Linked DNA regions of Homo sapiens: regions 1, 2, 3 and 4 are each linked to region 5. A link is a contact called in ENCODE Hi-C or POLR2A ChIA-PET data. All regions are on one chromosome and are shown on one strand. Each heading gives the region's core, a stretch centred on a gene start or an enhancer-like site at or near the end of the contact. The rest is flanking DNA. Distances are from core to core; before and after follow the strand shown.

Evidence for each region. A loop is a pair of places that touch in the nucleus more often than their neighbours do. ChIA-PET counts read pairs that join two places held with the same protein, here RNA polymerase II (POLR2A). Pooled maps may share reads with other maps.
Region 1: a loop to region 5 is called in a map with no recorded cell type, with 2.6 times the contacts of the local background. The contact joins two enhancer-like sites. A Hi-C loop is called at or near these places in 11 of 37 single-sample maps with no recorded cell type and 4 of 50 pooled maps. POLR2A ChIA-PET finds 5 or more read pairs at or near these places in 1 of 52 experiments (H1).
Region 2: a pooled map shows a loop between it and region 5 (5-fold over the local background). The contact joins two enhancer-like sites. A Hi-C loop is called at or near these places in 24 of 37 single-sample maps with no recorded cell type and 11 of 50 pooled maps.
Region 3: a pooled map shows a loop between it and region 5 (2.4-fold over the local background). The contact joins two enhancer-like sites. A Hi-C loop is called at or near these places in 2 of 37 single-sample maps with no recorded cell type and 2 of 50 pooled maps.
Region 4: a map of naive thymus-derived CD4-positive, alpha-beta T cell shows a loop between it and region 5 (2.6-fold over the local background). The contact joins two enhancer-like sites. A Hi-C loop is called at or near these places in 1 of 168 maps with a recorded cell type or tissue (naive thymus-derived CD4-positive, alpha-beta T cell), 8 of 37 single-sample maps with no recorded cell type and 7 of 50 pooled maps.

The regions. Positions count from the first base shown.
Region 1 is chr3:143,301,447-143,305,592 of GRCh38, reverse strand. All of the region lies in intron 14 of SLC9A9 (solute carrier family 9 member A9), which reads left to right. Among named protein-coding and RNA genes, the nearest start is that of SLC9A9-AS1, 39 kb to the left of the region's middle. Within about 2 kb of position 2,569, at least 10 of the 41 ENCODE cell types and tissues checked have a DNase peak (open chromatin) inside an H3K27ac peak, as active enhancers do.
Region 2 is chr3:143,169,401-143,173,945 of GRCh38, reverse strand. No RefSeq gene overlaps it. Among named protein-coding and RNA genes, the nearest start is that of CHST2, 52 kb to the right of the region's middle. RefSeq lists an enhancer at 2,630-2,769. Within about 2 kb of position 2,590, at least 4 of the 41 ENCODE cell types and tissues checked have a DNase peak (open chromatin) inside an H3K27ac peak, as active enhancers do.
Region 3 is chr3:144,027,245-144,031,924 of GRCh38, reverse strand. No RefSeq gene overlaps it. Among named protein-coding and RNA genes, the nearest start is that of DIPK2A, 58 kb to the right of the region's middle. Within about 2 kb of position 3,009, at least 3 of the 41 ENCODE cell types and tissues checked have a DNase peak (open chromatin) inside an H3K27ac peak, as active enhancers do.
Region 4 is chr3:143,204,607-143,209,182 of GRCh38, reverse strand. No RefSeq gene overlaps it. Among named protein-coding and RNA genes, the nearest start is that of CHST2, 87 kb to the right of the region's middle. Within about 2 kb of position 1,827, at least 3 of the 41 ENCODE cell types and tissues checked have a DNase peak (open chromatin) inside an H3K27ac peak, as active enhancers do.
Region 5 is chr3:143,673,007-143,677,337 of GRCh38, reverse strand. All of the region lies in intron 5 of SLC9A9 (solute carrier family 9 member A9), which reads left to right. Among named protein-coding and RNA genes, the nearest start is that of SLC9A9, 170 kb to the left of the region's middle. Within about 2 kb of position 2,862, at least 4 of the 41 ENCODE cell types and tissues checked have a DNase peak (open chromatin) inside an H3K27ac peak, as active enhancers do.

The sequences.
Region 1 (4,146 bases), core at 1,320-3,819, 370 kb after region 5:
CACTTCCAGCACAGCATCCCTGTATAAAGACGTTGAAACCCCAGTGGTTGTGAATTTTTAACAAAGCAACAATATTGCCTTTGGGACTTTAAGGTCAGAGAGACCTAGTTCAAATCCTCAAGTCCTAGTTGCCACCACTTATGAACTGTGTGACTCTGGGACATTTCCTTCTCTGTGCCTGTTCCTCAGCTATGAAACGGTATCATCTACCTTCTATCACTGTCAAGGAGAATGAATGTGGTAGCGAACATCAAGGGCTTAGCACTCAGCATGTCCATTCCCATCAGCAGCAGCTGATCTAACCAAGTGACTGCGATTCAGTGAGGGGGTTAAGAGGAGGGAACACGAGTCACCTGCTAGAACATAACGAAGAAATGCTTAATACAGCTTCTCGAAAAGTTGCCCTCAACCCTCCCTTTCTCAGCCTACCCAGATGCCCCATATCAGTTGGCATTTAAGATTCTTGAGCAAACAGATATTGATATAGAAGTTGTGATTTTGCCTTATCACTCCCTTAGTAGATGGAAGGGAATCATTTTCTCAATCCCAGAAATTAATAATAATGTTGATATCTGGTTCACGTTCAGATATCAGAATATAAAAGTACTCTCCAGAGTTATTATTCATAGACCCAAATTAATTGTTGACCCTGAGTTATAAACACCAGCAGGAGGAGCTAGGCTGCAGAAAAGTGTATAGGGGTGCTGAGCCCTAAGGGTGGTGGTGCTCATCACCTGGGCTTGCAGGTAAACAGAGCCATGTGTCAAGACTGAAGCATTTAATACCACTGGACTTAAGTCGTAATAGGAAATGGGAGGGTGTTAAACCAGCCTTTAGGAAAACTAATACAAGATGGATTTTGAATGTCTGAGGGAACATTTTTGGAAGAGTCATTATTAAACTTCAAAGAGAATCAGCCTTATCAGCAGTGATAATAGAAATATATTGGCTTTTCTGAAGATAGATCTTGGGTGTCTCGTTTATGAGCCAGCCATGGCTGGACTTTTATCAAGTCTGTCAACTCGAAACCAAGTTCTTAACCCAAGGCCTGAATGCTGCCAAGATGAAGCCATGTCTGAACAAGGCAATAACATCCCCTCTTATTCCAAAGTGCCTCTCTTGTAAAACTCAAACTTATCAAGAGGCTTTGGATTCCTCTCTCAGTTCCTTGTCTTAACAGGGGAATACATCCCATGTCTAACCAGAATGTTTGTTGCTTCTGGAGTCAAACATATGCGCCTCCTAGGCACAGCCATTAACGTGGGTGTTTCTTGGATGGCTCAGACAACCAGAGTTTGGATTTTAATGGCTCTTTTCACCTCTCTTCTCCCTGAGGCCATCTATCTAGGAGAAATCTCACCTATGTATGAGAGGCAGAAAAAGGAGAAATACTGAAATAATTGCATTTTTATCATAAGCAGACCTATTATGAAGTTATGTGGCAGGAAGAGACCCAAAACAATGGATACAATTTGACTTATCCACCATTCCAGTGGGTGACTAAGAAGTGACTCTAGTTGCCATCTTCCCACAAAGGTCTAAGAGACCTCTTCATCCTCTTTCCCCCATTCAGTATATATATGTTTTCTGGAAATCTGTGCCAGTAAATGTCCAGTGGAGTATTTTGGTTTTGCTTTCTAAAGACTAACCTGGAATGAATAAAGTTCCTCTGTTAAGAAATGGAGAAAACAGATGTTTTAAGTCATCTTTTTAGGGGACCAAGGGCAGTGCCTCTGCCGGCCTGAATCTAAGTCTTTTTTGGCTTTTGGGAGGAGTCAAATGGGCCTGGCAAGTTTTGCAAGGGAAATCTCAGAGGTCATCCAGACCTGAAGTGTAGGTAAGGAGACCCTGGTTTAGCACAAGGTGGAGTCAAGTTCTAGTTCCGCTATTAAGTGTGTCACATGAAGCAGGTCACTTATAAATACCTCTCTGAGGTTTAGTATGCTCATATGTAAAAAGCAAATAATATCTTTCCAAAGTAATCATCCTCAAATGCAAGTCTCACTGTGTCTTTCCCTTGCTTAAAACCAGACACCTGGCCCTTCCTACCTAGTCTAACCTCATTCTCATCACTTAGTCCTCCTCTTGCTGCCTCTCATGCAAGAACACACCAGCAATATTGGATAGCATGCTGTTTCACACCTCTGCTCCTTTGCACATGCTGTTCCAGCCCCCAAGAGGCCTTGCCTCCTTCCCTCCTTCCCTCAAAAAAAAAAAAAGAAAAGAAAAAGAAAAAAACCCACCTGGAACAGGAAAAACATTTGTTCCCCTTTGGAAACTCAGTTCAGATATCACTTTCTATTTGAAACTTTCCCTGAACACTCCTCTACACACCCCTCCCCAGCCCCAACACAAACACACAGCTACTTCTTTGAGTCTCAGACTGTGCCTTGTTCTCATCTGCCCATGATCCAGGTGGGCCTCTCTAATTTGTACAAAGGCTGTGACTAGGCTGGCAGTGGCCCTGGAGGAGTAAGAGTCTTTGGGGACAGGAAAGCAGCCAGAGCGTGTGTGTCACACTGGAAGTCCGGAAGGGAAATGCCTGGAGAGCCAGTTGTCCCTCTGCAGGGGAAGGGCACGATGTGGAGAGGGCGGGCAGGGAAGGCTGCCAAGAAGCCCTCCGTGGTGTTAGAAGTGCATGTCTGGGGCTTAACTGAGATGGACTTGTAACGTGGGAGGGACTCCACACTCTTGTGGAGGATAATTGAGAACAAGGAGGATTATGCAATTTGAAAACATCGAATTCCAGAAAACGTGATGATTCTTGACAGTGACCCACTTCACTTGTACCCATCTGGCTTTATCCTCCAGTTCTGCCTGTCTTGAGCCTGAGTCACTCCTCGTCAAACGCAGTCATTCTGTCTGTTCCCAGTAAGGAATAAGACCAAACCTGCTGGCTGGTTGGAGGATCTGTCCTTTCTGCCAGCTCTCCCTCTCGCCATCTTCCTGGCTCTTTACTGCTTTCCTCTGTCCCTCCATCACTGCTCTTATTTCCTTCCCTCCTGCTATTTTTCCTTCTTATCTGGCTGTTTCAGGGGCTCTCTCCTCCTCCCCGCCACTCCACACAAACCTCATTCAGGACTCCCAGCCTTTCCTGCATCTCCTTTCTTGGGCTTTTTCAGCCCTTTAATTCATTCCTCTTAATATTTATTAATACAAACACCTCATTTTCACCTTCAATGTTTTTTTCTTTCTATTTTCTGGCATCTTTTGGTTCTTCTCTGCTACCCGATTTTCCATCTTTTTAGACAAGCATTCATTAAGCACCTACTGTATTCTGGGCAGTATGCTGAGTGCTAGTGAAGAAAAGATGTATAAGCCTATTGCCTGTATATACTAGGGCAATCATCCAGAGGAAATGGGGGCTGATGCCTCCAGCATCCCCCACCCACCATAGCTTTAATGCTCAAGGCAACGTGCTCCTCATCCTCTGCATCACAATCCAGAGTTGCAAAAGATTCCTGGCCCGCTGTGACAAAGGTGGGACAACACTGTCTTAAAGCCCCTAGCAGAGGTGCCAGGTAAGATATACCAGGCCAGCAGCTAGCAACACCTCTCTCCCCAACCCTCTCACTCTTCCTAGGGTGAAGGAGGACAAGTTGAGATAATGAGGATTCTGAACCTCTTTTATTTCCACTCTGCAGTTCTGCAAGGGTTGGCCCCTCCTGGTTTCATAAAAAACACCTCCACTGACATTAAGAGTGGCTTGAAAATTAACATATACAACTAGTATTTTGCACACCAGAAAAAGAAAGCTTTTCAGCTTTGGGTGGGCTTAGAAATGTGGTTGGGAAGACACTAACTGAAAAACACCAAGGGAAAGCGGAACACTCTAGGACAGTGGTTCTCACACTTTGGTCAGTGTCAGAATCACTAGGGGAAGCTGCAAAAACACAGGGACTGTGCCCTATACTACTTCAAAGGCCTGAGTCACTGTGGGCTCCACTAGATCCCCAGGTGATTCTGATACACACCAACATTTAAGGACTGCTGCTGGAGAATGCGTCTGTCTCATCTTCTGCAGAGGATGGCCCTAACACCCAGCTATTCCATTCTACTCTTGCCTACTGAAGGCTTTTTGTCTGCATGACCTCCACCCTCAAGTATAGGTGGACTTTTCCACTAGAGGGCCAAGAAAAAGGCTAA
Region 2 (4,545 bases), core at 1,341-3,840, 500 kb after region 5:
CATGTGGGCAAACATTTTTCCCCTTGAGGCATTTACTGATTGATAAGAAGCACCTATAGAGAGGCATATAGTGGCTTCTGAGACTATAAGAAACTGGGCAGGACTATCAGCAGTGTTACAGTGCTGGAATAGTTTTTAAGTTTTCCCTGGAAAAAGAAAGTATCATTCATAATCTCTGCTATTTTATATATATATTTGGCATTCGATAAAATGTTAACAAACATATCAAGAGATATGACCAAGAAATTTTTTAAAAGATTATAGAAATAGACTCTCTAGAAATCCAAGGAGTTATATAAATACCTTAAAATCCTATGATTGATAAGCTGATAAAAATAGATAAGATTGAAAAAAAGTAACCAGAAAATTAGAATCTACAAAAAAGAAATCAAATGAAAAATCTAAACTGATATTACAAACTAAGAACTCAATAAATAGACTTAACAGAAGATTAGACACAGCTGGAAAAGGGACTAGCAATTTGGAAGATAAAACAATGGAAATTACTCAGAATGAAGCACAGAGAAAAAAGATAGAAAAAAATATAGGAGACCTATGGCACCTAGTAGAAAAATTTAACATATATGGAATTAGAGTCCAAAAGAGGAGGGAAAGACAGGAGGCAAAGCAATATGTGATAATGACCAAGAATTTTTCAAAGCTGACAAAAAAACGTCAAGCCACAGATTCAAGAAGCCCTTCAATCCCCATGAAGATAAACAGAAAGAAAAACGTGCCAACACACATCATGGAAATCTGCTGGAAACCAAATACAAAGAGAAAAAACTTAAAGATAAATACAAAATAATGTTTGCTTCAGAGAACTGGATAAAGATTCACAAAGAAGGCAACAATTCATTTATTCAACAAGAATTCACTGGGCACTTAATAAGCATCTATCACCAACTTGAGTCTTTAAAGAAACAAAGATATAAATTGCATTATCTCTGTTGTCTAGCAGTTCAAGTTTCATGTGTAAGAGAGATAGAAATGTAAACAAATTCTGCATAAAGCCTGCCAAAACGGATTTTTTTTTAACTGCAAAGGAAGAATGACGCTTGGAGCAGGCAGGTGTGAGGGGGCACAGAGAAGCTGCAGAATATTTGCATGTTGTCTTGCTAAAGTTTCTAGGCATTAAACAACCCAAGCAACAGCACAAAGGAATGAAATTGGACATCTCATCGAGCAATCGTGAGTTGTCTCTTGGGGTTCAGCATGGGGAGATGACAGGGAGTTGCAGAAAATGAGGCTGAAGAGTAAAGTTGGAAACAGATTCAGTAGGCAGTTGGGACTTACCACAAGTTTTTTCAGTAGGAAAGGGACATCACCAAGTCATTCTTTAGGAAGAGCACTCTGGGGCAACTTCAAGGGTACTCTTGAGAGGAAATCGATAGCAGCCCATGAGACCAACTAGACAGCTACTTGTCATGGTCCAGGCAAGCAAGAGAGAGTACGGCCTGAACTAGGGCAACAAAAATAGAAGTGACTACATGAGAGGGTATTCTCTAGACATTTCAAAGCCAGAATCAACAGGACTTAGCAGCCATTGCTTGTAGGAGACAGAAAAATAAGTCCAAGTTGACTTGGGTGTGTGGAGGATGTCACAATGATGTTAACACAAGGATAATATCATGAGGCTTGTTGCGTTAGAAACATCAATAGAACATTTCTGAAATGTCCATCAGGGAGCTGGAAAGTCCAGTTTAGAGCCCAGATGCAAAATTAGGAGCTGATACCAAGCTGTGAGGGCAAAGGAGAGAATGAGGCAGCCTGTGGCCTGGCAGAGCAAGAACTGAATAAAGACCAGTGACCCTGAAGTTAACACATCTCAGGAAATACAGATTATCCCAACAAAATAGTCTTAGGTTACTCATTCTGAGACTTGTGAAAATATTTTAATTAAAAAGAAATCATTAGGATGCGCATTACACAGGAAAACTGTTTGAGAAACAGATCTATTACCCTTTGTATTTTATGTTGTCCTGAAGCCTTTTGCTAAGCTGCATCCCAATTTTTTCTGCTTATACAGCAGAAACACTAATGATATGAGCTGTAGTTAAAAAGCACTTTCCAAGTCTGCTACTTGAAAACTTCAGTATGAATAATGTCAGAGGCATGGGGGAGGTGGTTAAAGGCTATGTCTCTGCTGTGTTTTTAAAATAATGCACATCAAATAAAGAAGAAACACCACTTAAAACTGAGATTAAATTTCCATTACATTAACCAATTACTTTGATTTAAGTATCTATGTATATATACACATATACATACACTGTCTGTATGTGCCAAGTGGGAAATTTTTTCTCTGTTATCAGTCAATTCCTCTCATTTCACTTATGATATATGGATAAGAACCTAACTTTGTCAGAGATTAGGAGCATTTTTGCAGCCCCACATTACTGCAGAATACTAAAGTTCAGGTCAAGAATAACAGACTTCCTTCTGCTGCAGAAATTTTCTCACAGAGCTACACCGGATGCAATTTGAACTTTTGTGTTTCTTAACTACTTGTGGTTTATTTCTTTAAGTCAGTTGATCTTGCTTCAAGTCCCTGAGGCCACTAGAGAGAGGCAGCTTGTTAAGATTTGTGCATCTGATCTTTGAAGATGACTCCCCAGATTCCTTTCCTACACCCCTAAAAACCAGCACCCAATAGTATCTACTCTATCGTGGGCCTAATTAGAGAGCAAAACAATTAACAGTTACTGAGTTCCTCCTCTGTGTTCAGCACTGCTTCATGTAACAAGAAGCAAAGAAGCCGTGGAAGAGATTTAAGTAAATGGAAGACAGAAGTTATATTTTTAAAGAAACTAACCAAAAATAGCAAGACACTATCATTGAGGGCTAAACTGAGCAGCATCCAGTATTAAATGCTGTAGGATCTTCTACAAAGGAGAGACTTGAGTGGACTGTGTGAATCTGGAAGGCTCTGTGAAGGAGGGAGAATTTAACCCTGGAAACACTAGTGGGTCTCTTTTACCCCTTTGCTCTGGGTGTAGCATTTATGTTACATTTTGGCACCCAGCCAAGGAAGAACGTTATACCACAGACCTGGTATTAGACACAGTTGAATTCTTTGAAAATTCAAGCCTTCTTCATCACACTTTGTAGTAAGAGGTCAAAGCTACAGTTTCTCTCACTGCCAAGCCCTCATCTGTGCTGCCTGTTCCAATATTACACACACACACACATACACACACACATACACAGCTGCCTGAACTTGTATAGAGGTAAAGCAGGGAGAAGGATTCTCTTTCCCCAAAGTCTGTAGCCTTATGTGAAGAGGGATAGTGCAGCTGATTCCAGGCCAATCTCAGGCCACATGGCGGCATCATGGAAGCTGGTCTGCAGAGCCCCTAGTTCCTCACCTCTGCCAACAGCCTCCTTTCATCCTCATTTACCTCCCTCTGGAATGTTTTCTCAGTAAGTTCAGATATCATGGGTTGTCACTCACCACGTTTATTAAGCACCTACAAAGCACAAAGTACTCTGCATGGAGTAGAATCTGTGAACCCAATGAACAAGGGAAGGAACTGCCAAGAAGTATACAATCTATAGGGGGACCTGACCGAAAATTCTAAGGCTGGCAGTATGCTAGAATTGTACACAGACAAAGCTATAGGATGGTGTAAAGCTTAAACCTACAGGCATCAGAATTTTTTTAAAAAGCCTTGTGGTTTATGAAGGTCTGCGGGGCAGGAAGAAGGAGGCAAGCGTTCATCAGCCAGTTCCTGAACACACGAGACTTGTGAGGGAGGACCTCGTGGGTCAGCAGCAGGGAGGCCCTCACAACTCTCAGGGAAGATCTCATGAGATTCAATATGAGAGGGAAAGGTGAACGTTAGACCTAAAAATAAAAAATAGGTGAAGGGGTTGTTGATAACATATATTTGAAAGAAGTCCCAGAGTTTGTCCAGTAAAACCTTCCTGAGCTGTCGTATTGCTAAATTCCACCTCTCTTTTTCCAACTCCTGATATGTAATGTCATCTTATCAAGACAGGGGCTGGTTTCTGCATTAAGGATATTAAGGGAGGAAAAAAATCAGTTGGGAGGCTCAAGGAAGATAGCCTCAGAAGATGGTAGGAGATGGCCTCAGAACCCAGCCCAGTGAGTAGACTCTTCTAAGGTGGCACTGGGGAGAAAGGCATGATGGTAATAGATGGGGAGAGTGAGCTGCATGTTCCAGAGAGCACATGGACTCCAGAAGAGCTGGATACATTGACGTCTGGGGCAGCATGGAGAAATTAGGAGGAGACCAGTGAGAAGACAGTGGGGCCAGTTCCCAGAAGGCCCTGCCTGCCAGGCTACATGGTGCAGAGTGGATTACATAGATACCGGGGAGCCAGCAATGTTTCTGAGCAGGGGTAGAGACTAGATCCCATCAAACAACCCCACAAAGTCACTGACTGATACAGCCTCTGTGACTATTTCAATACACATGGAAATATTTATATTTCAAATGAAAACTTCCTAAAAGCAAAACGTCTCTGCTAATGCAGTGAGAGAGGTGTCAAATGAGAGAATAAGGGACATTTCTAGGGACA
Region 3 (4,680 bases), core at 1,760-4,259, 350 kb before region 5:
GGAACACCAAAGAAAGTTTTAAAAGAATTTTGAGCTTATACTTCAGGAAAAATTAATTTGTTAAAGTGATTAGTCTAAGACAGTGTTTCTATTACTCTCTAAAGAAAGTTGATGTTAGATGGCCGTATTACAAAATCAAGGACTTTTTTCACATACTCTAGGGGCTTTTCAAAATTAAGTATATTTAAATATGAGCTTATATAAAGATGTCTATTTTCAAAAAAGCAATCATTCTTAAAATCTAGCTAATGAGTGGTGCCACAGCATCGCTGTAGAGACTGTTGATTGGAGGGGAAGAATGTGGCTTTGAGAAGTATCTGGCTGGGACCACCTTGAATCAGGGGTCAGTCTTGGCATAACAGTGGAGAGAGAGCCATACATCATGCATCTCGGAATAGGATGCCACACAAAGTAGGTGACATTACTCATAAAGCATTAACCCCACAAATATTCAACCTGAATATAATCACTCTTAAAGACTGAGCTTCTGGTTTATAGAAAAATATGATAGAACAAGTTAAAACAGCACCACCAGGAAACAAACAAATTCAAAAAGCAAGCTGTTCTACAACACAATTGGACCAGTCACATTAGCAAGTTAATATCATTAAGATTGAAAAAAGAGGAAGGGAGGAAAAGGGAGTGTTCTAAATTAAAACATACAGGAGACATCACAAATAAATGCAATGTGTGTCCCTCATGAGGATCCTGATTCTAATAACTATAATTGTAGAAGAGATTTTTGAATAACATAGAAAATTTGACTATGAGCTCAGTAGAGAGAATAAGGCAATTATTATTATATTTTTAATTGTGATAATAGAATTATAGTTATTTGGAAAACTGTCCTTATTTTTAAAGAGATGGTCTCTGAAGAATTTAGAGATAAAATGTCATGATGTCCATAATTTATTTTTTAAAACTTCAGAAAAAATAGATGAAGCAAATATGGTAAAAGTTTTAATAACTATAAATCTAACTGGTAGATACACAGGAGTTTTTTGTAGTATTCCCTCTACTTTTTATATGTTTTAAATTTTAATAATATAAACAAAACAAGCTACTAATTTTTTTAAAGTTGTTTCTGTTGCATCCTTTTTAAACTTTACTTATTCAAAGCAAAATAATATTTATTGCATTTAATTGTCTTCCTGTTTGATAAATCCTAATGAATAACTTTTGATCTTCCATTTATTCCTATTTTTTAATTGTTTTCAAAAAAGCAGGTATCTGGGCCTTAATTCAATAACTTTTGTAGAACACTTAGGAATATATTTTTTTCCACTCCACTGAAATCTAGATAAAAATACTATATGAATTTTATTTTAAAAAACGTTTTAAAGCAAATACGATCTGATCAAATGTGTTTGGGATTTCAAATGCATGACTTCCTTGATTTTTTTGAGCTCATTATTTACATAAAAATATTCAGAGTTATTTTCAGGGTAATTGTGATTGAAAATATAATAATAATTATTGCTATTGCAAAATTTGTATATGAAATTTTCATTTGGGCCTAGTCATGGTGACTTTTATGTAACATATCAAAACATTTTGTATTTTTTTGATATCAAATGTGAACAGTCTCTCAAATAAAATGAGACTTATAACTAGTTGCATTTAAGTACTCCTGTTGACATAAGCTACAACAGGTGTGGAGAAAGGAAAGGAGCGAGGTGAGGAGCAGGGGCGTGGAAAATTCTCCAATGCAGCAGAGAAGAAAACAGTTTAGGTCACAGCATTTTGATCTTGCATGTGATACAACCACTCAGCTAGAAAGAATGAAGTGATCACACTGATATTCAGAGTTTGTGTCTAAACACCATAATCTTTAAGATTCGGAGTGCTTCTTTTATTAAAGTCCCAAATACGTGCCTTATCCCTCTATCTATATATCTTTCTATCTATCTATCTATCTATCTATCTATCTATCTATCTATCATCTATCTCTCTATCTGTCTAGATAGGCCTTATGCCTATATCATCAACCTATTAGATAGATTAGGTAGATAGACATAGATAGATATAGGAATCATAGATAGATATATAGGTAGATAGATACATATCTAGATAGGTGATAGATGGATGGATGGATAGATAGATAGACAGATAGATAGACAGATAGAGATACATTTCCACAATTTCCTCATGGATATAATATCAGAATAAGAGGAATAAAAGTTGATAAAGGCTGGGCATGGTAAATCACGACTGTAATTCCAGCACTTTGGGAGGCTGACACAGGTAGAGCACTTGAGGCCAAGAGTTCGAGACCAGCCTGGGTAACATGGAGAAACCTCGTCTCTACGTAAAACACAAAAATTAGCCTGGTGTGGTGGTACGAGCTACTTGGGAGACTGAGGCACAAGAATCACTTTAACCCAGGAAATGGAGGTTGCAGTGAGCCGAGATCACACCACTGCACTCCAGCCTGGGTACAGAGTGAGACTCTGTCAAAAAAAAAAAAAAAGTTGTTAAGAAGTTGGGGGACACTCAGTAGTACCTGAGGGCATACTGCCTGGACCATTGTTGACATGGAACGATGAAGCATGGAATGAGTTACAAGTCACACAGGCCATTCAACCAGCTCTCAGACCCTGCTGTTGGGCCCAAAACTGGACCCAGCACCACTCTGCCCATCTCCTGTTGCTGAGCCTCTGTGGTGTTAATGAATGGAGTACTGGGTTTAGCCACTAACATCTTACTGGTGGAAAGGGAAGCAGCAGTACTAAAAACTGTCAGTCCTTTATTCTTCATGTCTATTGGAGAAGCCTGCCTACACACACATGCTCATGCATGCACATGCACGCACACACACACACACACACACACACACACACACCCTGGGAGCATTCCGTAAACACAGGAAAAATGACATGGGCTCCAGAGAGCAATATTTCTGGCAAATCCAGATGGTGGTGATGTAAAACAACACAATGATGTTCACTATTACTCTCAGCTGTGAAAATTTACGTGGCAGTACCACTTCTCACTTTCACTCCATTTCCCCTTTCCCACTTCCCCATTTAGCATCTGTAAGTTACTCAGTCTCATTTTATAAAGATACATTCATTCTCTCAGCAAATATTTACTGAGTTTCTATCACATGCTAGGGACCAGGAGTTTGGTGATCAGCAAGAGAAAGACCCTGTTGGCTCTCCAGAAGCATACCTTCTAGTTAGGGAGACAAATATAATTTAGTAATTTAGCATCACTTCAGAGACGGAAAAATCAGTCTGGAAAAAAAAAAAACAGAAAAGGGACTCAGCAGAACTGAAAAAAGATCAAGGATATTTAATATAAGGTGGTTAGAGAAGCCCTGCTGAGGAAAGGACATTTAAGCAATATGGGAATGATAAGGAATCAATCCAGTGAAGATCTAAGAGGAGAGAATTCTAAGCAGAGGGAACAGCAAAGTTTCTGAGCAAGATAGCTTGCCAGATTGCAGGACCAGATTTTGTAGCCTAATTATAGTTAATAAAGATATAAGTGATAGAATAAGAGGACTCAGAGCAAGTCTCATAGGCCATAGTCAGGAGTTTAGATTTTATTCTAAATGGGTTATGTAACCATTGGAGATTTTAAGAAGTTGGATTAAAATGACCATGTTGACTCTTCTATAGAGAATAGGCTTTCATGATGCAAGAGTGGACATAAGAAGTGGAAAACAGGTTTTGCTATACTTAGACGAGAGATAACAGGTGGGAGGATAGTTGAGAAGATGGTGAGAAGTCACAGGATTTGGAATGTATTTCGCATATAGGATTGACAGAATTTTTGCCTATGGATTCAACTTATAAAAGGGCTGGCAAGGAAAAAAAGAAAAATCAAAGATAACACCAAGTCTTTGAATTTCACTTATAAATCTTCCTAATGGGAATCTGATAAGAATGTCATTGGTGTAAAATACATGTACTATGTCATTAGTGATACAAATAAATGTATATTTGTTGAATGAATGAAGGAGGAAAGATTATTTTCACGCTGCTTTCTTGTATAAATAGCTGATATTAAGCATGGCTTTGTCTGCATTATGTTTTTTTTAAGTGAACAATATATCCCAAAGATTGCTACACAGAAGTACACACAGGTATTCCTCCTTTCCTTAAACAATTGAACAGGATTTTTTGTATGAATATAATATAGTTCTGTCAATCAGTCCCAGTTGATGGACATTGCCATTTTTTCCTAGTCATTTACTGCACATAATCTTGCAATAAATAGCATGTACATGTCTTTTAACTTTTTACCTGTGAATCTTTGAGGTAGATTCTTAGAAGTGAGATTGCTGGGTTACCTAAGAACCCAAGATAAAGAACAGCAATAGACCAGGGCAGGTGGCTTACATCTGAAATCCCAGAACTTTGGAAGGCTGAGGTGGGGGATCAATTGGGGCTAGGAGTTTGAGACCTAACTGCACAACATTGCAAGATCCTGTCTCTAAAAAAAAAAAAAAAAAAAAATTTTTTTTTATACTTTAAGTTCTAGGGTACATATACACAACGTGCAGGTTTGTTACATATGTATACATGTGCCATGTTGGTGTGCTGCACCCATTAACTCGTCATTTACATTAGGTATAGCCCCTAATGCTGTCCCTCCCCACTCCCTACACACCACGACAGGCCCCAGTGTGTGATGTTCCCCACCCTGTGTCCAAGTGTTCTCATTGTTCAATTC
Region 4 (4,576 bases), core at 578-3,077, 470 kb after region 5:
TGACTGCAGATAATCTTTGGCATCTGTGTTCAAAGGCTGCACCATTCAAGAGAAACGTAATGTGAGCTGCACATGAAGCATTAATAGAAGCCACCCTAAAAAAGTAAAAATTTTTTAAAAGCCACGTAAAATAAATTCTAATAATATACTTTATTTAATCCAATATATCCAAAATATTATTATTTCAACATGTAATCAATGAAAGAAGTATTAATGAGATAGATTAACATTATTCTTCCCATACTAAAGTCTTCAGAAGCTGGTGAGCATATTGCACTGCAGCACATCACAATTTGAAGTAGCCACATTTCAAGTGCTCATAACACATGTGTGGCCAGCGGCTAGACAGTGCAGGTCTAAGGAATCCCAATGAAGGCCCCAGATTCCTGAAACTATTGTTGTTTATTAAAAGTATTACATATTTATGAAAACTAAGATGCTATCAGTTATAAGATGCATTATTTCACATACCATTTAAACATTTTAATTATGAATGCCATAAATTCAGAGATTTTAAACTGAAAAAAAGTATGTACCTTAGAACTCTTAAATATATATATTTCTTTAAATATATATAGTAGTTTCCTCTAAAGGGCCTGACCCCAGGGAAAGGTGTAAGATGAGAAAATCAGTGTTTTGGTACCATTACCAGTTTGGTATTATTACCCTGCAAGATCCTGTTTCTCTCCTTGGACCCTAATTCTACCTAATTAGGAATTCTACCCAATTCCTGTCAATCCTTGTTTTAATGGATTGACATCTATTATCTAATGATAATTAGATGACAAAAGAGCGTTACATGTCTCCCTAAAATGTACATGTTGAAATCCTAACCTCCAGGTTGATGGTATTAGGAGGTTGGGCCTTTAAAAGGTGATTAGGTCATGAAGATGGAGCTCTCATGAATGGGATTAGTGCCCTTATAGAAAAAAGGCCCCAAAGAGACCTCTTGCTCCTTCCACCATGTGAGGACACAGCAAGAAGTCAGCAGTCTGCAACCTGGAAAGGGACCCTCACCAGAACCTGACCATGCTGGTGCCCCAGTCTCAGATTTCTGGCCTCCAGAACTGTGTGATAAAAATTTCAGTTGTGTGTAAGTCACCCAGTCTATAGTACTTTGTTATAGCAACCCATACGGACTAAGACAGGGAGTACTCATTGTACTAGGGGAATCCTTAATGTGACACTTGCATTTTCAAAGAAGACAACTAAAATGAGGCATTTATTGAGCACTGTGCCATGCAGTGAGCTCATCTAATCCTCCAACAAACTCGTGAGTTAAGTATTATTTCATTTCCATTTTTCAAAAAAGAAGAAAAAAAGCAGACTCAGAGAGGTTAAGTAACTTGTCCAAGGTCAAACAGTATAAATGGCAAATTCAGGTTAAATCTCTCTGATTCATTAGCCCATTTATTTTCTTGATAACCTAAATAGGGAAGTGATAAAGATGGGTTGAAAGATAGAGTCCCAGAAGGCAACTACTTACCTACTCCTCTTTAGGAAGAACCCACTCACTCCTTCTCAAAGGCCTTAACAATTGACTTTCAGGTGGCCTCCTCCATCAAACCACCATCAAATGTCAGCTCTGACCACAGTATTTGGCCACCCCTGGTGACTCAGCAGGTTTTCTTTGCAAAGCTGCAAGCAGCCCTTGGAATAGGCAATCCCCTTTTTAAAAAATGCACATCTTGAGCTCCAAGGAAATGCCTCAGTGAGCAGAATCAAGAGCACACACCAAAAAAAATGGTTGTGTGTGCAGTTTTGGAGGTGAGACTTTGCACAGTTCAGTAGCCATGGCCTATCACTCATGGCAGGATGGCCACACAGCTGCAGTTCTCAAGAGCCCGGCAGCCAGGGCCAGGCAGACATTACTTGTTTTTTTGGGGGGGGATTTTTGTTGTTGGTGGTTTTTTTAGTCCATGGGCTTGAAGCAGCCTCAAGACCTCAGCCCAGTATAAAGGGCTGCCTAGCAAGCCAGCCAGACTGAATTCCAACCCAGTTCAGAGAATTGAAATGTGAGAAGGAGCTATTCTTCAGCATAACCAGCACCACGGCATAGGCAACGCTTCAAAACACACAGGCAAAGAAACCCCTCAATTAAGTCTCTCAGCTGGAAGTATGTGGGTATCAAAATTGTTCTTAAGCACTATTTATCACTCACAAGCTGAGAATATCAGGGGAAAAAAAGTAAACCTGAAAAGCGTCATTGGAGACATTACTAGAGAAATAAATAAGACAGTGCAAAAAAAAAAAAAAGAAAGGAAAAAAGGTGTTCCAGGCTCTGTCAATGATGAGGATTAGAAGTGGACCGTTTGACAAAAGAATTTTCTCTACCACTTTTAGCTGGGGGTCAAGGCATTTCAAACATTAACCTGTCCTGGACATCATTACAATTTAAAGATACTTTATAAATGCCTTGCTCATACCTTCCTACAAAAACTCACACTGAGTTATTTTTGTCATTATTTTCCAATTTCTAGGTATTTGGAATATTTAGAACTACTGCTGCTGCAAAGGCTAAAATAGTCTCATAACAAGCCAAGCCCTCACATGCTTAGAATCATGAATTAGCTCCTTCTTTGGCTTTGCCACACCCAATGACAGCCACACACCTCTCCCCAGCTTATTTGAGGTGGAACAGAACCAAAGAAAGAGCCAGTTCCATGATCCTAAGCAGTAAAATTTCAGACCAGTGCATTGCGGAGGACAGGCCTCAACTACTTAATCCTAATGGGTGGAAACAGGGGGAACATGCTTCATTTTTCTACAACCCTCAGGCCAAAGTCAAACTTCACTCATGCCTTCTTTGTCACTCGCTTTCCATAATGATGACTTGAATAGTATTAACTTTAACAATAAAAATAATAGACCCCTTTATATCTTGAGACCGAAGCCCTGGAGAGCCAGGGGCCTGTGATCGCCCTCCCGACCCCAACGAGGGATAGCCATGGAGGCAGGACCACCACCCTATGGGTCCAGAGGGTAGAACATGGGGCCAGAGAGGATTATTCTCAAACCCTAAGGTTTCATGTTGTTTTCCCTGTCAGGTTACATAGGACCTATGACCACTTTGTTCTGTCCTATTTCTCCCTTTCAGAATGGAATAGCCTACATTGGTCCTATCATTGTATTTGGGAAGCACATAATTGGTCTGGTTTCAAAGGTTTGAAGCTGGAGAGGAATTTTGCCTCAGGATGAATTGTACTTTGAGTTTCACCTATATCTGATTTAAACAATATTTAGATGAGACTTTGGACTTTAGACTTTAGTGTTGTCTTTGGAATGAGTTAAGATTTTTGGAGCTGTTGGGATGGAATGAATGTATTTTGCATGCAAGAAGAATATGAATTTGGGGAGCTAGGGGCAGAATGCTATGGGCTGAATATTTGTGTCCCCTCAAAGTTCATATGTTGAAATCCTAACCTCCTATGTGATAGTATTAGGAGATGGGACCTTTGTGAGGTGATTAGATCATGAGGGTAGAGACTTAATGGATGGGATTAGTGTCTCTGTAAGAGACCCCAGAGAGCTCTCTCACTGTCTTTCCTCTATGTGAGGGCACAACAAGAAAATAGCCATCATAAACCAGGAAGCAGGCCCTCAACAAACACCAAATCTGCCAGTGCCTTGATTTTGGACTTCCCAGCCTCCAGAACTGTGGGAAATAAATGCATTTTTTTGTTTAAGCTACTCAGTCTATGGCATTTTGTTATAGCAGCCCCAACTAAGTTACATTACTGCTTGCTTGCTGTGTGCCAGGCCCATGCTAAGCATTTTGCATACCTCACTTCACTTAATCTTTATAGCACTTGGCACTATCTAAGATTCTCTTGTTCACTTACTCATTTTTTATGTCTCCCTTACACAAATCTAGGCACCAGGAGGGTTGGAAGCTTGTCTCATTCAAAGCCATTTCCCCCAGTGCCAAGAATGATGCCTGGCACATAGCAGGCACTGATTAAGTACTTACTAAATAAGTTATTTTATCTTTATAAGAATTTCATAATGAAAACATTCTTATCCTAATTTTGTAGGTGAAGAAACAGAGACAGAACAACTCAAAATTTCATAGCTAATAAGTGGCAGAACCAAAATTTAAACCTAGATCTCTGGGACCAGAACATTTGCTCTGAAACATCTATGATCAGTTATGAAGCTTTGGCTGAATCTCTTTAAACCCTCCACAAAAAGGATTAAACAATGAGAATATTATATTATGTAGCAAGAAGTTCAAAGGTGGAGGTAGTTCCAAGATTGAGCATCCTTAGTGTTGAACATCATCAAGGACATAGCTTCTCCATTCTTCTCTTCAACCTGTCCCCTAGACTGGTGGCTCCCCTGACAGCCCTAAGATGGGTACCACAGGTATAAACACTATATGCAAACAATAACATTCAAAGGTAGCACTGAAATCTATCCCATCTTGCAAATCTTATTGAGACTAAGGGGAATTTTCCCAAAGCAGCCCCAGTCAACTTCTCCACTCGTCTTATTGGCCAGAATTGCATCACCTGTTGATACCCAATATAAACACATTACAAAAGAAATGAAATGACCATATTGCAAATAAAATGAC
Region 5 (4,331 bases), core at 1,613-4,112:
TTAAAGTAAATGCAAAAATGTATATAAAAATATGATTCACATTTTTAAAAGCAGTGGTGACCCCTATAAATTTATGTGTAGATAACCCCCATGCATATCTGTGTGTAACTTTTATATTGAAAAGTGGGACTTGTGAGGTATAGGCACAGAAAGTGCTTTTTTTTCTTCCAGTCTCCCCTTAAAATATTGTGTGGGACTACTACTTTCCGACTTGCTGGATAAAAATATTTGGTTTGTGAGTTGTAATCACAGACTCAACTCAGCAATGAACATGTGCAGTCCCATGTAATAATGGCAAAGCGAGAGTCAAACAGTAATCCACTGTGTCCCCAAACTCCATGTGTGTCATCTTAAGCTGTCTGATGGTCTAGGGAAGTCTCTTTTTACAGGCTTGAGATGTGCAAACAACCCTCCCCATGTGGGAGTTCAGATTTACAACTCACAAGTAGTAAAAGAACTCCCTTCACAGATCTTAACCTCTAGTCTAGGATCTTTCACATTCTTAAATGGCAGAGAGGTTCAATGGAGTCATGTAACTGGTTTTCAGACACGTGCTGGGTTTTTTTGTTTTGTTTTGTTTGTTTTTGTTTGTTTGTTTGTTTGAGAAGGAGTCTCACTCTGTCCCCAGGCTGGAGTGCAGTGGCGTGATCTCGGCTCACTGCAACTTCCGCCTCCTGGGTTCAAGCGATTCTCCTGCCTCAGCCTCCCGAGTAGCTGTAACTACAGACACACGCCGCCACGCCCAGCTAATTTTTGTATTTTTGGTAGGGACAGGGTTTCACCATGTTGAGCAGGATGGTGTCGCTCTCCTGACCTCATGATCCGCCCTCCTCAGCCTCCCAAATTACTGGGATTACAGGCATGAGCCACCACACCCAGCTGCTTTTAAGATTGTACATCTCACTACATAACATGTGTTTTTGTTTGTTTTGTTTGTTTGTTTGTTTTTGCTTTGTTTCTCATTTTAAACATCTAATTTAACATTGTTACAAGTGTGTGTGTAATTGTTATAATGAGAATTTTAGTATAAAGAGAAATTGGTAGGACATATACTAGGTCAGGTGTCCCCAGCCTCCCGGGCCACAGACGGGTACAGGTCTGTGGCTTGTTAGGAACCAAGCTGCACAGCAGGAGGTGAGTGGCAGGCCAGCCAGCATAACCACCTGGGCTTTACCTCCTGTCAGATCAGCGGCAGCATTAGATTGTCATAGAAGTGTGAACCCTATTGTGAACTGCGCATGCGAGGGATCTAGGTTGTGTGCTCCTCATGAGAATCTAATGCCTGATGAGCTGAGGTGGAAGTTTCATTCCGAAACCATCCCCACCTCGCCCTCCTCCCCATCCCCCACGAGAAACCTGTCCCTGGTGCCAAAAACATTGAGGACCTCTGTACTGCGTTGTAAAATTGGGTTACTTGGGGAGAGAGGAGATATGAGTTTAAGAGAGGAAGAGGTGGAAAAAAGAGAGACATACCAAAAAGGAAAAGAAAAAAGACTATTAAAGCAAACGACTAAACAAAGAGTATGCATATTATGATCATATTTATGGATTTATGTGGAAACACATCTGTACACTTGAAAACTTCAAAATTTCATAAAAATGAGAAAATAACCAATCATTTTTATATGATATTAGTAAATCACTCTGAAGTATAATGAGAAAATCTTAAAGGAAAATCTTCAAACTCAGTATGATATTGTGTCTGCCGTGAAGTGAAAAAAGAAATGAAAATCAATGACTTCTCATATTACATGTAAGTCACACATCTCTGCTTGCTCCAGTAGCTAAAGTGTGCTAAGAATCCCAAGTGCTTGATGAAGCCCTGAGCCCTCGTTGTTGGCTTTCATAAGGAGACTACTACTGGCTCATGTTAATTGAATTTAGAAAATTTACTGTGGATTATCCTGTCTGGTGCCTAAATTAAATGCATGGATGATAATTCATTTACTGAAATTAGAAGCCAGGAGGAATATAGATACAAAGTCAAAGTCTCTGTTTAGCTAATGTTTTGCCCAACCAGCCTGCACTTGACAAGTGTCATAGCACTATGCTATTTTTATTATTGGGAGTTAGGAGACCTCAGGTCTAGTTCAATCCCTGTTACTATGCACAAGGCATATTTCTGATGTGCAGGGAAAATTCAAGGTGGCCACTTAAGCTTTCTAGGCCTTATTTGCCTAATATATTCCTAGAGGAATTAGATGATTTTTAAGATTACTTCTTGCTCTATATTAGTAGGTTCTCCAATGTGAGTGAACGTAAAACTCACTTGGAGAGTCTGAAAGTACTAATTAGGGGGTTCTGCCTCCTGAAATTCTGATTCCGTAGGTCCAGGGTCAAGTCCAACACCCCATTTCTAACAAGTGTCTCGTTGATGCTAGTAGCACTAGTCCACAGCCCCGATGAATATAAAAACTGAATGAAATATTTGCTTTTCTGAGTAAATGTCAAGAATTATTGAGATGAAGGAGGCTTGGAACTGATATTTTTAATCTGAAATAGATATCATTTATTGCACTGGTAGAACCTGTATGTAATTTCAAGGGTGCACATCTTACCTTTTATTATAATTATAATAAACTTCCCTTATCATATAGTTCCTCCTCAGAGAATGTGAACTGCAGGAGTCCTAGTTCCCAGTAGAAAGTGCTGTTAGAAAACCTCTGAGATTTCTACCTCTGGGAGTAGTATCCTCTTGAGATGCCACCAGCTCTGATGTCTCTTGTTTGTCTCCCTTGCCCAAATAAGCTTTCCTAGCATGTACTACCTAAAATCACGGCTAGGTGTCGCTCTAATTCTGGGGCGCACCGGTTTCAAGGGGAAGTGTGAACCAGGGCGCTGGCACTGCTCGTGTGTTTATGGGTGAAAGCATCTAAGAGAGGCCCTGTGAAATTGCCTGCATAAAAGGATCACAGTTAGGGATGTCTCATAAACTAATCCCAAGAGGAGCCTTCCACTAAAAATAAAATAAGCACGTAATAAGGGTAGAAAAATTTCCTAAAAATGAGGTTGGGATTGGTGGTCAGAGCGTCCTGGATATCAAAAGTGTCAGTTCATTAAGGCAAGATTAGTGTCATGGGTGAATGGAGCATCACAGTTTAATGCTTTAACTTATTGGAACCTCACTTTCCACTTCCTTAAAATAGAGACTATCAAAACAAAACAAAACAGAAAGTACCTTCCATTTCTTCAAAGAATTTTTGTCAGATCAAATGAAGAGCTGTATGGAAAATTATGTGTAAATTGCTAAGTGTTTTAAAACACATTTTTATTAGCAGTGAATTCTTCTCAGGCACTTTATTGGATTTTTAGATAACACTATCATGATATTCCTATTTATTCCTGAACATAAAATTTCCAGATACCATTTTCTTCCTACATGACCATAATTAAAGAATTTGTTTTCTTATGTTTTCATTACTTGTCCATCCACTTCCACGGTAAATCTCAAATGTAAAGAGACTAAAAAGAAAAAATTAATAAAATTATATTTATCCTCATGTGGAATTTCTGCTTTTTGTAATAGCTACTATACACTTAAATATTTAAAATTTAGAATATTTTCTCCATGTTTCCAGATGCTGCCCCCCTAGACATATTGAACATTAGGAAATGTTGTCAGAAAGTCTTTTCTACTAGTCTCTGTTTTGGATTATCTAGATCATAGTTCCTCTGATAGAATAATCAATATTATTAATATTATTAATTAACAATATAATTAATAAGTATGGTCTTGCTGGCCTTTTATGCCCTGCCCTCCCACCCTTCCCTACTCCATCCTACCCCAACCATAAATTATAAAGCCAAATACAGATTTGTATTTGGATTGGTATTTCACTGATATTTCAAACCAGTTCCACTCCTTCTCTAATTAAATGTGCATTTTCTTTGTGATTTGACTGCCAGTCTACACCCTAAGTCACCATCTATACCTTATTGCAGGTAATTCGTGTCGACAATCATCACTAACCATAGCCATCCTCTCACTGAGTGCATGGACACAGAATATGCCTTCTCGTCCAGCTTCTCATCCTGCAGGGCTCCTATGGGTGGGGTTTTCCCTGTATGAATTCTCCAACTTGGCAAAATGATGATTACTGTCCCCTCGCCATAATCAGATAGAAGCACTGGAGAAATGTATAGCATTGAGTTTTCATCTTTTCTATTATTAACACTTTGAGGAAATAAGAGTCTTCCAAAATGAAAGGCATTTCTATACACTGTACTTGCAAGTCATTATTTTCATTTAACATTTAAGTAGTAGGAATAAAAGCCACCTTTATCCTTTAAAGTTTGCTGTAGTGTAACTATTGCAGAGGCACATGAACTAT